2 separate regions of the Mus musculus genome follow, and region 2 is linked to region 1. The links are chromatin contacts, found by Hi-C or POLR2A ChIA-PET in ENCODE. All regions are on one chromosome and are shown on one strand. The core of a region is the stretch at or near the end of the contact, and the rest is flanking DNA. Distances in the headings are between cores, read along the strand shown.

Region 1 (7,094 bases), core at 1,899-4,398:
TGGCGCGCCGAGTGTGGAGTTTTTACCCTTTTTATAGGGCTGGGGCTGGGGAGCAAAAAGCGCGGTTACAGAAGCGAGAAGCGAGCTGGTTGGTTAGTTCGAATAAGGCTTGGGGTATTTCTCGGTCATTTGGGGAAACTGAGGTGGGACTTTTTAGTTCTAAACAATGTCTATTTTCAAGAAATGGGTATGGGAGGGGTACGAGGAGAGGGTCTAATGAAGGTTCAACAATGGGCACATATCTGGTCAGAACATTGGCAGACACACAGGTTCAAGGAGTGACCAGAGCACTGTGCACCTCTATTTTTCTAAATCAGTGAAGCTAGTTCTGCTAACACTGACGTCTATCGGGGCTTCTGTGTCTGTTGCTGGTTCCGCTTTATCTGAGAACCATCTGTTCTTGGCCCTGAGCCGGGGCCCAGGTGCTTGACCACCGATATCCTGTTCGGCCCCTGTCCCAGTGCTATTCAGCCTTGATCTTTAACTGTTAATCTATAACTGAACTTCCTTGTAACTTTTGAGAACCCAGCTCTGGTACTTTTTCATGCCTTGCAAAATGGCGTTACTGCAGCTAGCTTGCTAAGCCTTATGGTGGGGTCTTTCATTGGTAGAGAGACCACCACCACCTGAGAAGACCGAGACTGTGAAGGCCCACCCAGAGCAGTCGCATCTTCCAGAGACTTACAGGGACTGGCTCTCCAACTCTGCTCTGGCTACAAAGCTGGAATCCAGTTGGGCTCACCCATCTGAAACTAAGCAGAGATGTGGAGTTGGAAATCATGATGTTCCTTCCCCCATTTAGACCCATGGTCATATTGGTCACTCATGGTCCTATGGGGCTAGCCCCAATGGCTGTATCTAAAAGTAATAGCTTTCTAAAAAATTATCTGATTTATTCATGAAGTTACTCCTAACTATGCATCTAAATGTCAGTTGGCTCTTACAAATAATAACTCTTTTTTTTTTTTTTTGGCGGGGGGTGGGGGTGGGGGTGGGGGGTTGAGACAGGGTTTCTCTGTATAGCCCTGGCTGTCCTGGAACTCACTTTGTAGACCAGGCTGGCCTCAAACTCAGAAATCCGCCTGCCTCTGCCTCCCGAAAATGATAACTTTTTAAAGCCTTTTTTAAAAAATTTATTTTATGAGTACACTGCCATTCTTTTCAGAAACATCATAAGAGGGCATCAGATGTCATTACAGACCATTCTGAGTCACCATGTGGTTGCTGGGAATTGAACTCAGGACCTTCGGAAGAGCAGTCAGTGCTCTTAACTGCTGAGCCATCTCTCCAGCCCCAGTCCTTGTATCCTCCTTGTAGGTCTAAGGATTCTGAAGAACCAGTACCTGCTCCCTCTGAGAAATCAAATATTTAAAAGCCACTAAAAAGGGGCTGGAGAGATGGCTCAGCGTTTAAGAGCACTGACTGCTCTTCCAAAGGTCCTGAGTTCAAATCCCAGCAACCACATGGTGACTTCCAACCATCTGTAATGGGATCCGATGCCCTCTTCTGGTGTGTCTGAAGATGACTACAGTGTACTCATATATATAAAATAAACACATTTTAAAAAATAAAATTAAAATAAAAGTCACTAAAAGAAGTGAGAAATGAAGTGACTAAGGTAATGTCTTTTTGTCCCGATCTTACCCTGCTTTGTGTTGGCTCAGGCACATATTTAGTCCCTTAAACCCCTTGAATCGTCACATCCATTATGGCAACACATTTGGGACTTTCCATGGCCTCAGATACATAATCAAAATATCTTCTGGTTGTGTAGTCAAAACAAATACTACCATATTCCTGACTTACACCTGACAATGATGGCATTGCGTCTTTTGTCTTTAAAAAGACTGTACGCTGAGCTTTGGCGCTGAGAGTTATTTGAGGCAAGAACCTACTCTCAGTCAATTAAGTAACACTGCATTGACCTTCAAAGCTTTCCTACTCAAAGTATAAATCTTTGAGACAGGGAGTATATATCTATATGACAACATTGCCTGTGGCTAACATGAGTGTAGAGAAAAGAATGTACAAAATACCTGTTCTCGGTGCCCAATTTAGACCCAGCACTAATTATGAATCTTATAAATATCCCCAGGTGATGTGGAAATTAGCTCAGTGCCTTTCCAAGGGTCATAGAAAATATCCTAACAAGAAACTACTGGATCTGCCAGAACAACAACATAAAAAGCAAAATTTATAGCTTGATACCTGGCCGAGATAAAACAAGACTGATCGAATTATTTAGACAATAAAAGACCCTGCATTCAAAAAGATTACTACAATGACCTGAGAAAGTCATGAATTATTTAATAAATGATCTTGAATTTTTAGTCTAGTGGCTGGAAAAGAACTTAGATCCATAGTGTGTCATAAATGAAAATAACTTACGTGGAGTAAATATAAAACTGATCATAATAATACACTTTTACAACAGCTGTGAGTAGAAGACAATATTGTAAAGTCTCAAAAGAAACAAATATGTTAGCCGGGCATGGTGGCGCACGCCTTTAATCCCAGCACTTGGGAGGCAGAGGCAGGCGGATTTCTGAGTTTGAGGTCAGCCTGGTCTACAGAGCGAGTTCCAGGACAGCCAGGGCTACACAGAGAAACCCTGTCTCGAAAAACCAAAAAAAGAAACAAATATGTTAATGTAGAGTTAAAGCTCTCTATATAAAGAAATTATCCAAGGGCCATTGAAATGGCTCAGACATTAAAGGTGCTTTGCCCCAAACCTGATGATACAGGTTTGATCCCCAACGTCCCATGTTAGAGAAAAATTGAAAAACCAAAACAAAACACGAGAAGCAGATTCAATAACCTGACTTCTGGGTATGTGATGTGGGGGACAAAAACAAAAAAGCGAGAGGGCACACGAGTAGGGAAAGCGCACGGAGTCGCAACGATCGAGGCGACCTGCGTGCTGTAGGATAAAGTGTAGAGAAAAAGAGAAGCTTCCAGGATGCAAACGGAATTTGCCAGCATAATGGCGGTCTTCTCAGTTATACACAGCAAGGGTGCTCAAAAGGCACACATTTTCTCCCCTCCCGTAAAAGCGACCGAGCTCCTGGGTTCTCCGCGGAAAACCCAGGACTCGCGCATCCGTCTCCTCCTTCCGCTTCCGTGACCAGGGTGCCCGAGGGCCACTTCCGCTCCTGAGCCGCAGCAGCTTCCGTGGGCAACATGGCGGCATCCCGCTTGCCTCCCGCAGCCCTGACGCTGAAGCAGGTACTGCTGATCTCTCAGCCCCGCGGAGGTGTCCTGTGTGGTCGCGCTCCCCCTGCGACCTGGCTCGCCGCGGCCACCGCGGGCCTCGGCCGACAGCCTCAGCCTCCCGAGGGCGGAGCTGCTAGGCGTGCCCCGCCCTCGCAAGCCGCCCGCCCGCCGGTCCGCAAGGATTCTCTCTTGTTCTGTTTGCTAGCGAGGACCAAAGGGCTATTTCTGCTTGCTGAGTGGAGCCGGCTGGTTTGTGGTAACTTGTCTTTCTCCTTCCCTTGAGCAGTTCATGAGAAGGCAGCAAGTTCTCCTCCTCTACAGAAAGATTTTGCGAGCGATTAGGCAAGTTCCAAGTGATTCTGACCGAAAATACCTTCAGGATTGGGCCAGGGAAGAATTTAAAAGAAACAAAAGTGCCACAGAAGAGGTGAGAGCAAGACCACGCTGGGGCCACGGCTCCTTTGTCCCATTGTATCACTGAGCTTGTGAAGTTTAGCGAACACCTTGGAATATGCCACAGAGAATTTGCTCACTGCCCACTGGGTATTTTACATTTGTTTTGCAGCACATCTGGCTTTGTATTGTGTAGCCTAGCGTCCAGCTTTCCACTTCACACTACTGTTTTTTTTTGGGGGGGGGGGGTGGATGGGGGGAGTGCCTTTTGGTGACAGGATTGAATGTAGTGCCTTGGGCATTGGTAAGCCCACAGCTACAACCTGTAACAGCCACTGTTGGTTCTTGACTGTACCAGATACAATAATAGAACTTTGCCGTGGTTAAGCTGGTAAAACAATGACTAGATTGTCCTTTCCTCCACAGGATACAATCCGAATGATGATAACCCAAGGCAATATGCAGCTAAAGGAACTAGAAAGGACGCTTGCCTTAGCCAACTCGTAACTGGAAGATTTTTCATGTGTTTTGCACAGGCTCCGAGCCACTGTCATAGAGCACCCAAAAAGGTGATAATCACTCTGATCAAGAATATAAGTGAAGCGTGTTAATATTTCCACTACAGTCCGTGGCTGTAATAATTAAACGTGAACTAATGTCAAGATGAGAGGTTGGAATCCTCAATTGCTCAGAGGGAAGGTGAAATGGCAGCCCCTTTGAAAAACAGACGACTAGTTAGCAATTCTTAGAAAGGCAATGAGGACAGGGCTGGTAAAGATAGCTCCTCATGAAGACTCTTGCTGCCAAGGACAGAAGTTTGGTCCCTGTGACACTCATATCGTGGAAAAAAAAAAAAAACCACTCCAGAAAGTTGCCCTCCGACCTCCACACAGGCACTGTGGCACACAAACCAAAATGAGTGTATGTTGTGATGTGATCACAAGCTGTTACAAAGTCAGATGCAGGACTGGCAGTGTACTGCCCTAGAAAAGTGATTCTCTTGCTGTGGGTCATGACCCCTTTGGGGCCAAACAACTCTTTCACGGGGGTCTAGTATTAGGTATTTATGATTCATAACAGCAATATTACAGTTATGAAGTAACAAAATTTTTACAGTTGTGGGTCACCATAAAATTAGAGCTGTATTAAAGGGTCACAGCATTAGGAAGGTTAAGAACTGGCTAGAAACAGCGCTAGATCTTGCTTGAATAACCTGCTTTGTCCTTCAGAGTTCTGAAGTGACTTTCTTCAGGTGTGACATGGTTTGATAACCATAAGACTGAGGTCTCGCGGAGCTTTAGTGGAAATAGCTAAGAACACCAAGAAGAGGGAGCACTGGGTGGGCAGTTCAGCTCCTGCACCTAACATCCTCATGAAATGATGAATCAGAGCACTGACTGCTCTCCCAAAGGTCCAGAGTTCAAATCCCGGCAACCACATGGTGGCTCACAACCGTCTGTAATGAGATCTGGTGCCCTCTTCTGTTGTGTCTGAAGACAGTTACAGTGTACCTATAAATACAATAAACAAATCTTTAAAAAAAAAAAAAAAGAATCATCATTAAGGAGCATTGTACTCTGCATTCTCCTGCAAACACTGGAAAAAGAAATAGGTCACAAAGTTGACAATTTAGTGGAATCTTTGAAAGTGACAGCTTGTTGATGAATCTGAACTTATACTGTGAACAGAAGGCCCATCAACACAGAGAAGCCAAACAGAGGCTGACTAGGATCCTGTGCTGGGGTGCCTGAAAAGACGTGCAGCAGCGCACTGTGCTGGAGCCTTAGGGCCCACGTGCAGTTCTGCATGAGAATGATCTCATGCTCTTAGAAGTCAGGTTTTTAAAAACTACATGGCTCATGCAAAAATAGCTGACAAGCATTGTGAACAACTTGAGGTTTCATTTTTGAAACAGGATCTCCCATTCTAATTCTCCACCCTCCACCTTCCAAGTGCCAGAATTACAGATGTGAGTCACCATGTGTTCTATCAAAGTCTTGAGGGAGAACGTTAAATAGTTCCCTTGGTGGTCTTCTTGACATGCAAATCCAAATAACTCCTGTTTAGTCTAAACTCTTCAGACTAAACACCACTCACTAGCTGTGAACAATGGTGGTTTGATGATGGTTCAGCAGTGGTGTACAGAGAATTCTATAAAGCTGTCAGAGGGCAAGCTGAGGCTTGATTTTTTTTTTTTTAACTATGTAGCTCTGGCTGGCCATGGCTTCACTCTGTAGACCAGGCTGGCCCTGAACTCAGATTCTCCTGCCTCTGTCAACCCTGTCTAACTATTTTTTTCAATTTTTTTTTTTTTTTTTTGGTTTTTCGAGACAGGGTTTCTCTGTGCAGTCCTGGAACTCACTCTAGTCCAGGCTGGCCTCGAACTCAGAAATCCACCTGCCTCTGCCTCCCAAGTGCTGGGATTAAAGGCGTGCGCCACCACTGCCCGACTCAATTTTTTATTAGATTTTTTTCATTTACATTTCAAATGCTATCCCAAAAGTCCCCTATACCCCCCACCACCACCCCCTGCGCCCTTCTCCCCTACCCACCCACTCCCACTTCTTGGCCCTGGCTTTCCCCTGTACTGGGGCATATAAAGTTTACAAGACCAAGGGGCCTCTCTCCCCAATGATGGCCAACTAGGCCATCTTCTGCTACATATGCAGCTAGAGACACGAGCTCTGGGGGCTACTGGTTATTTCATATTGTTGTTCCACCTATATGGTTGCAGACACCTTCAGCTCCTTGGGTACTTTCTCTAGCTCCTCCATTGGGGGGCCCTGTGTTCTATCCAATAGATGACTGTGAGCATCCACTTCTGTATTTGCCACCTGCCTATTTTTATTTATTTTATTTATTTATTTTTTTGGTTTTTTGAGACAGGGTTTCTCTGTATAGCCCTGGCTGTCCTAGAACTCACTCTGTAGACCAAGCTGGCCTTGAACTCAGAAATCCACCTGCCTCTGCCTCCCGAGTGCTGGGATTAAAGGCGTGCGCCACCACTGCCCGGCTGAACTGATTTCCAAGGGAAAGGTTAATGCTCTACCTAACTTTCCCTTTATCTTTGAGGGACAGTTCTTTTTAGAGGTGCTATTATTTAGTCTTATATCTAGTGGACTTAATATGCTTGCATTAACATTAAAGGATTCCCCACAAACACACAGATTGCACCCACTTTGTGTTGGTGGAAGACACCTGATGTTAACTAAACTGGATGCATTTGCTCTAAGTAAGTAAAGTGGCTGGGTGCAGGCTCTCTCAGGAACTCTAGAGTGCAATGTGCAGAACTAATGACTAAAAAGTAGAATACTAGCAGAACTGAAAACAACATTTAATGCATATAGGAGACACAAGTTCCATGTGATAAAATCAGACAACATGCCTTGCACACACAAATCTAAACATGAAAAACCTATATTCCGGACTCCTCAAATAAAAAGCGATGCTAGACTAACACTTTCACCCCATCACAGATACTCAGAATA
Region 2 (7,094 bases), core at 1,824-4,323, 230 kb after region 1:
TGACACTCACTCTCCCCACTTGGCCCCTTTCCCAGCCTTCTTCTCTACTTCTCCCAGACTCTCTGACACTCAGAGTCTGATCTCAACCCTTCTTACCCCATTGCTCAGTTCCCATTTATGAGAGCCAGAACCTAGTTAATACCCGGTCCTCCTCCTAAAGTGCTCCCTGAGCCCTTAGGGCAGGCCATGTATGATAAGGTCTCAGACAACACAGAGACAAATAGCAACTTCTCAAACAAAGGGGAGTTTGTCAAACATCTGAGTTGTGCGAACAGGGTCAACCTCGTACTTATGGGACCTGCCATCCCCACTGGTATGGGACCTGCCATCCTGATAGCTACCCATTCTCCCCCTCTTAGGAGGAAAAGCTAATTCCATGGCTGAGTGGTAGTTAGCTAGTTCTGTAAAAAGAGAACGCCCTTCTCCTTGTTTTTAATTGAGGCAGGGTTTCTCTGTGTCGCCCTGGAACTTGATCTGTAGACTTTGTAGACCAGGTTGGCTCCAACTTCCGGGTACCGGGATTAAAGGCATATGCCATCACACCTGGCTCCCAAGAGTTCAGATAATGTAAGTCAGAGACTCTGCCACTGGGCTAGTCGGCTATGGATAGACTATGGACAGTCATCTAAATACTAAGTAAGAGGTGTCACCCCCTGGATCCACCAAATCCAGGTAAAGAAGACTTCCTGAGAAGGAAGAGGCCGGGACGCTAAAGGTCCACGCAGACCAGCCTTGCCTTCCAGAGACTTCAGGGACCAGCTTTCCGGCTCTGCTCTGGTTACAAAGCTAGAAGCCAGTGGGCACGCATTGGAAACTAAGGAATCCAAACAGAGACATCAAGCATTTGAAAAGTAACTAAAAGAAACACTAAAAGTAACAAGGAGTGAAATGACTAAAGTAACACCATTTTGTCCTGATCTTACTCGGGCTCCATTTTGTGTCTGCTTGAGCACTTTCCCAGCTCCTTCACCCTCCCCCCACCCCAACAACATTCACATCCGCCTTGGCAGCACATTTGGGACTTTCCATGGCTCAGATACATAACCAAAATATTTGCTGGTTGTATAGTCAAAACAAATGCAAACAAGCTCCCCTGACCCCGACGATGCGATGCCGTTGTGGTTTCTCTTTAGAAATGCTATACCCTGAGCAGAGAGAGTCTTTGGGGGCAAGAGCCTGCTCTTGGTTGCTGGCTTAATAAAGGACTGTAATTTGGCCTTATATATGTGTGGTGGTCTATAACGTCTCACCTGGACTGTAGCAGTAAAATATACCAAGAAGCTAAGAACCTGCACTGTACTCAAAATAAATAAGAGAACTTAAATGAACTGCTCAATTTCTTCAAGACTTCAATTTTCTTCAACCATTAAAATAATCTGTGTCACTGCCAACACTCATGAAGAGTAAATGAATTGATCAAGCATTCAACGTCCAGTAGAGCTTGTATCAGGATGTCAACGCTAAGGGGAAGGGGACCACATTCACAGGGCTTTGTCTAGAGAAACGGGGAACAACACATACAACACATGGGGATTGTAGCTCAAAGCTGTCAAGACTCTGAAGTGTTTTGAACTTCATCTTTTGTTATTTGCAGCATCGCCAGAAACTGGTTTAAGTTTGTTTTTTATTTTTTAAAGTTATCGTCAGGATTATTATAAAAAATAAGATGAAATTCTTCCAAATTTTAATTTGGGATGGAATCTTTTTGTTTGCTGAAAATTGTTACTTTCTTCTAGGAGGGAATTTGTTCTGAAGAAACAAAGTATTCTTTTGACAAACCTACATTTCTGGGAAAATTAATCTTTCCGACCCAGTTAACAGTCAAGCAATTAGTAACTTTTAGCATTTACTCCTTTTTTAAAAAAAAATCATATTTACCCTCTCTGTACATGTTTATATTTAGAAAAAAATTAAGAGTTGACTTTTCTCTTGCAGTGATTATAATTAAGCTTTGCCATGGGCCCATAACTCAATGCCGGATTTGTTGCTGTCTTTTACCTAAGGAAGAGCCCCCAAGGACGAGGTGATGTGGCTTCAAGAATAAAATAAAAGAGAAACATCCTTATCTCCATTGTTGGGAGGAAGAGGAGAGCCTCAGGGCAAAGTGCCTTCCGAGTCTGGCTGGCGGGCGGATGGGAACGACTACACCCCCTCGGCAGGCCTGGTCATGGGGCCGGTCGGAGCAGCGCAGGTTGCTGGATGCTAAATTTGAGGACTGAACACAAAGAATGAAAGCTTAATGGAGAAGCACATTGAAGCTCGGTTTTGCTTGCTTCTCTATTCTTCAGATTATCACCGTACTATTCAGAAAACATCGCCTTTAATGGCTTAGAAGATGCCACTTAAATCTTTTTTTTTTCCCTCCTCCTTCAGACGGCTGGGAAAAATTACTGACATTCCCACAAACACATTTGACAATGTTAAACAAGAACACTAATCTGTCTAATTGGTTAATCTTCATTCCACCTATAACCTTCTCTAATCTCCGCTGGCTCCCTCCCTTTTTTGAGGCCCTTTTATCTCGGTAAGCCGTCCGAACCAGAACCTTACTTTCTCTGTCCTCCATGATCCGAAAAGACAAACGCACCGCATCTCTTTCAGACCGACCTGTCCCATTTATGCGTTTTTATTAACATTCCAGGCGACCCCTTGGTTTTATTTCTGGGAGGTTCTGATGCACCCCGAAAAACGCTGCCTTAGCTAACCGCACCGCGGAGCTAGGGGCCACTCCCGTCCATCGCACCGAGGCCAACTGCGGGCTCGGAGAAGCGCACATCACGGCGCCGCAGTCCCAGGCCGCGCTCGCCCGCCCGCCGCTCCGGGCTGCGCCGTTCCTCCGAGCTCCCTGCGAGCTCCGCGGGAACCCCTGAAGGGCCCGCGGCGAGTCGGTCTCCCGGGCTGGGCCGAGGGGACGACGAGGGTGCCGCCCGTCTCCCCAGGGCTGCCGGGCGGGCGGGATTCGCGGGACCGCCGCTGCCGAGTGACCGACCGCCACGAAGCGCCCGCCACGTCAGGCCGACTTCACAGACCCGGCGCCGGCGGTGACGCAGCGGCGCGTCAGCCGGGACGTCAGTCCCGCAGGCCGTCCGCAGCCCGGCGCCCCGTTCGGCGACGCCCCGGCGCCCGGCCGGCCCTCAGGGAGGCGGACCCCGCGGCACGCACCTCGCCCGCGGTCGGGCTGGACTGGGCGGTGTCAGCGGAGGCCCTCGCTAGGCGCGTCCGCCGCGCGAGACCCGGGCAGCTGCGGCGCCGACGAGAGCGGCAGCGGGGACGTCCGCCATGGAGACCCGCTACAACCTGAAGAGCCCGGGTGAGCCGGGCTGGGGCGGCGGGCGGGCGGACGGGCGGGGGACCCGGGACTCAGAGCGCGGCGCCTCGGCCCGCTCGTGTCCGCCGGCCCTCGCGGCTGCTCCGGGCTCGCGCTTTACGCGAGGCCGCGGCCGGTCCGGGGGTGCAGGCCGCAGAGCGGGCGGCCGCTGCGGATCCCCCGATGCGCTGGCGCTCCTCCGCTCCTGGCCTCTTCCTCCCGGTGTCTGCGGAGCGAAGCAGGAGACAGCCGAGCCAAGGGCAGGTGCGAAGGCGACGACGGTCCGCACTACTGACCATCCCTGGCCGCATCTGCGTCCTTCGTGTCCCCTCCGCCTCTGCCGACGAACTTTTGTTAGGTGTTTGACTCACATTTGAAATATCCCATTTTTATTGTGGTTGAAATATCCAATTTCAGTATTTGGGGGAGAATTTATAGACGTAGAAAAAAAAAATATGTCCTGTAGCTAAACTAGTTGAGCTGTGCACTTGGGAATTAACCATGATTTGGGGGGGTTGATTGCTACTTTGAATTTCTTTCCTTCAGTTAATGCCCTCAGACAATCCTGGCCTCCAGTTATTTTCTGGTGCACTAAAAACAATGCCAAAAACAAAAAACAAAAAACCCATTATCAGTTGTCATATCTTTTAAGGCAGACGTAGCACAAATTACTGGAGCCTAAAAAATGTACTTTGATAATTTGTCAGGGGGAAAAAACTCCTCCCTGTTAGCTCTGAATAATAAGCCTCAGGGTATTGATGATCATTGAACTAGAACTCTCGTCACCGTTTGTTTTCTTTCCCACACTGCTTCTTAGTTTGGACTTAAGTCTGATATCTTTATGGGAAAGAGTTGGTATTGTGAATCTTTTTAAAAATATATATATATTTTAAATTTTTAGAATATATAAAGGAAAAGCCAGAGAATATTGGCTGAACAGAATGTTGTTAGCTTGAATGCTGATAAGTAAGTGGCCTTAGGGACCAGATGTAGAATTAGTCATTTCTACGGTGTTTGTTTAAAATTTGACCACGCCTGTGTAAGAATTATATGGCTGAATTTTAATGGGACATGTCTCTGTCTTCAGCCCATCACTTAAAACCTGAAGAGTTAAAAAAGGTCAGAGAAAGTAGAAATGCCTGGATTTTACCATTTTGATGCCAGAATGATTAAATTAGTTGGAATTTTGTTGTTGTTGTTTTGAGACAGTTTCTCTGTGTAGCTCTGGCTGTCCTGAAATTCACTCTGTAGACCAAGCTGGCCGAGATCCTCCTGCCCCTGCCTTCCCAGAACTGACATTAAAGGTGTTTGCCACCTAGCTAAATTTGTTGGACTTTTAAAATCAAACTGTGCAGTAAATTGTACAGTACTTAGTCACACCTAGAGCAGCAGAGGTCCTTAGGCAGATGTCCAGAGAATAATGCAGTGTGAAATGTTGTCAGGAAATTGTTCAATCTTTTTTTTTTTTTTAACAACTTCCTTTTATCTATCTTTTTATTTATGTGCATTTTTTTCCCTTGCATGTATGTCTGTGTGAGGATGTAAGATCCCCTGGAACTGGAGTTATAGACAGCTGTAAGCTACCATCTGGGTCAGTTTATAAGGTCTTCTGGAAGAGCTGGCAGTGCTCTTAACTTCTGAGACCTCACTTCAGCCCCAAATTTCTCCTTCTTGATAGGCTATTGTACCCAAGATTATGATAAAATTTAAGCAACTTTAGAAATTTAATACATTTCTAGATGGGTATGGTGATTTGTGCCTTTAATTCCTGCATTTGGGAGGTAGAGGTAGGCAGATCTCTGTGAGATCCAGTCTGATCTACTTAGTAAGTTAATAAATTTTGAAAGTAAGTTGGACTTCGGTTGACTCTTGTATCTGTTTACAAATTCTCTTCTCTAGGTGATGCTATTCTTTAAAAAGCTTTAAACTGTCTTCCCTGTTGATGTAGGTGATTTTGAGTTCGTAGAGAAGGTAGTTTCAATGAACTCTAGAAGTTGCCAAAGTGCCGAGAAGTCTGGTGATAATGCTTGCTTTGTTTTAGTCTCAAATCTTTGTTACTTGTAGATTACTGACTGTGAGAGGAAGTAATCGAAACATCTCATTTCCTGTCTGCTAGTGTTGGGTTATCTCAGAGATAAGGATGGGAAAATCTTGGAGGACACAATACAGACTATGGTTAACCGTTGTGTCCTGCATATGGTAACTTTGTTCCATCGTACCAGAAGCCTGGGAATTATCCTGTTCATCCTGTTGGTATCAACCGAAACTTCACACTAATCAGACTTTCCAGTGAACCCAGACCATATCAACTGGTCTGCATAGAATATGTGATTGAACATTTTTACAGATTTCCCACAGATCGAAAAGGTCTCTGTGAGTTGTAAAAACCAAATTCCTTGGTATCCCAACCTTCTTCAAACTCCTCTATTTCCCTCAGATATCCCATGGATTTATAGCATCCAGGGAGCTGCTGCCCTTCACGTGTTAGGCATCTGGTCTCCCACAGAGACACCTTTCACAGTGGTGCCAAGACAGTCTTCAGTCTTGGTCAGCTCCTTTACCTCTGCCCTGTGGTGAAGGTGTTACTGTGTCATCAAACAGATCCATTAAACAAACACTCACTAGATCTCTTCTCAAATTGACAGTGTTTGAGCAGCAATCATTTAGCAACAGTAAAGCTCAGAGTTAGGTTGGTTAGCTTGCTGGACAGGGCTGCTCAAGACTTAACCCTTGCTTTCCTTGCCAGCTCCTTCCCCTGCCTCTCTTTGGCTCTTTTGCATTTCCTCCTGACCCACTCTCCAGATGGTATGTCTCCATCCCTATCGGATCCTCTGTTTGGAATGCTTTCCACTGAGCCCATCTGAAATTCCTATTACTTCCTAAACTTCTCTAAGGTTCAGCCTTCTCAGCTCCCTTAGGCTAGGTAGTCCTTAACTTATTCATACCTGGTCAGTACTGTCACAGTGTCTTCAATTTTTTTTTCAAGTCTTCTAATTGCTATAAGCTTGTTAAGGCAAGAAGTTATTCTTTTTCTCTCTCCACTTAAACATTTTTCAAATGTGTATTGTTTGTTCATTTTGTTTTAATTATTTTACTTTATTTTTATGTGTAGGAATGTTTTGCCTGAATATGTCTGTGTACTAGTGTGAGCCTGGCGCTCATTAATGTCAGAAAAGGGCATTGGATCTCCTTGAACTGGATTAAGATCCTCCACGTGTTAGGAATCAAACTTGTGTCTTCTAGAAGAGTAGCCAGTGCTCCTAACTGCTGAGCCATCTCTCCAGCCCTTTGTTTTGTTTTGGTCTTATCATTTATTTATTTTGTGTGTGTGTGTGTGTGTGTGTGTGTGTGTCACTGTATAGAGATCAGACGACATCTCGCTGGAGTCAGTTCTCTCCTTTCATCATGTGGACTCAGGTTGTGTCTCGTGTTGTCAGGCTTGGTAGCATGTTGCCTACCTACTGAGCGTCTCTCCGGCCCATCCTTAATTTTTTTTATTTTTATTTTTAAAGTAAATACCTTTGCGGTGTCTTTGTAAACAGAAACAGTAGTTCTTAAACTTTTGCTGACATGTTCATTCTGAGGACAGGACAAGGTGGTTGAGAGTATATATCATTTGCGTTCCCAGGTAAGAATCTCTAGGTCACTGGCTCCTAAAATTCACCTTGTCTTTGCAACTGATAATATTGACATACTGACTTTATAAGATAAATTGATGTTTGGAAGACAATGACCTATTAAACAGCCTCTTTATTTTTATTTGTGGCCCTAAATTTAGTGTAAGTAC

Evidence for each region. A loop is a pair of places that touch in the nucleus more often than their neighbours do. ChIA-PET counts read pairs that join two places held with the same protein, here RNA polymerase II (POLR2A).
Region 2: a map of heart shows a loop between it and region 1 (3-fold over the local background). The contact joins the promoter of Ube2j1 here to the promoter of Lyrm2 in region 1. A Hi-C loop is called at or near these places in 4 of 37 maps with a recorded cell type or tissue (heart and left cerebral cortex). POLR2A ChIA-PET finds 5 or more read pairs at or near these places in 1 of 5 experiments (Patski).

What each region holds. Positions count from the first base shown.
Region 1 is chr4:32,797,111-32,804,204 of GRCm38, forward strand. It overlaps Lyrm2 (LYR motif containing 2), which reads left to right and starts at 3,149. Exons shown (of 3, transcript NM_175364.4): 1 at 3,149-3,225; 2 at 3,500-3,640; 3 at 4,033-5,158. The coding sequence starts at 3,181. The coding sequence ends at 4,113. Ankrd6 (ankyrin repeat domain 6) reads right to left here. Exons shown (of 16, transcript NM_001012451.1): 16 at 6,925-7,094.
Region 2 is chr4:33,028,307-33,035,400 of GRCm38, forward strand. It overlaps Ube2j1 (ubiquitin-conjugating enzyme E2J 1), which reads left to right and starts at 3,074. Exons shown (of 8, transcript NM_019586.4): 1 at 3,074-3,310. The coding sequence starts at 3,280. It overlaps 4933421O10Rik (RIKEN cDNA 4933421O10 gene), which reads right to left and starts at 3,017. Exons shown (of 2, transcript NR_036602.1): 1 at 2,551-3,017; 2 at 1-2,215.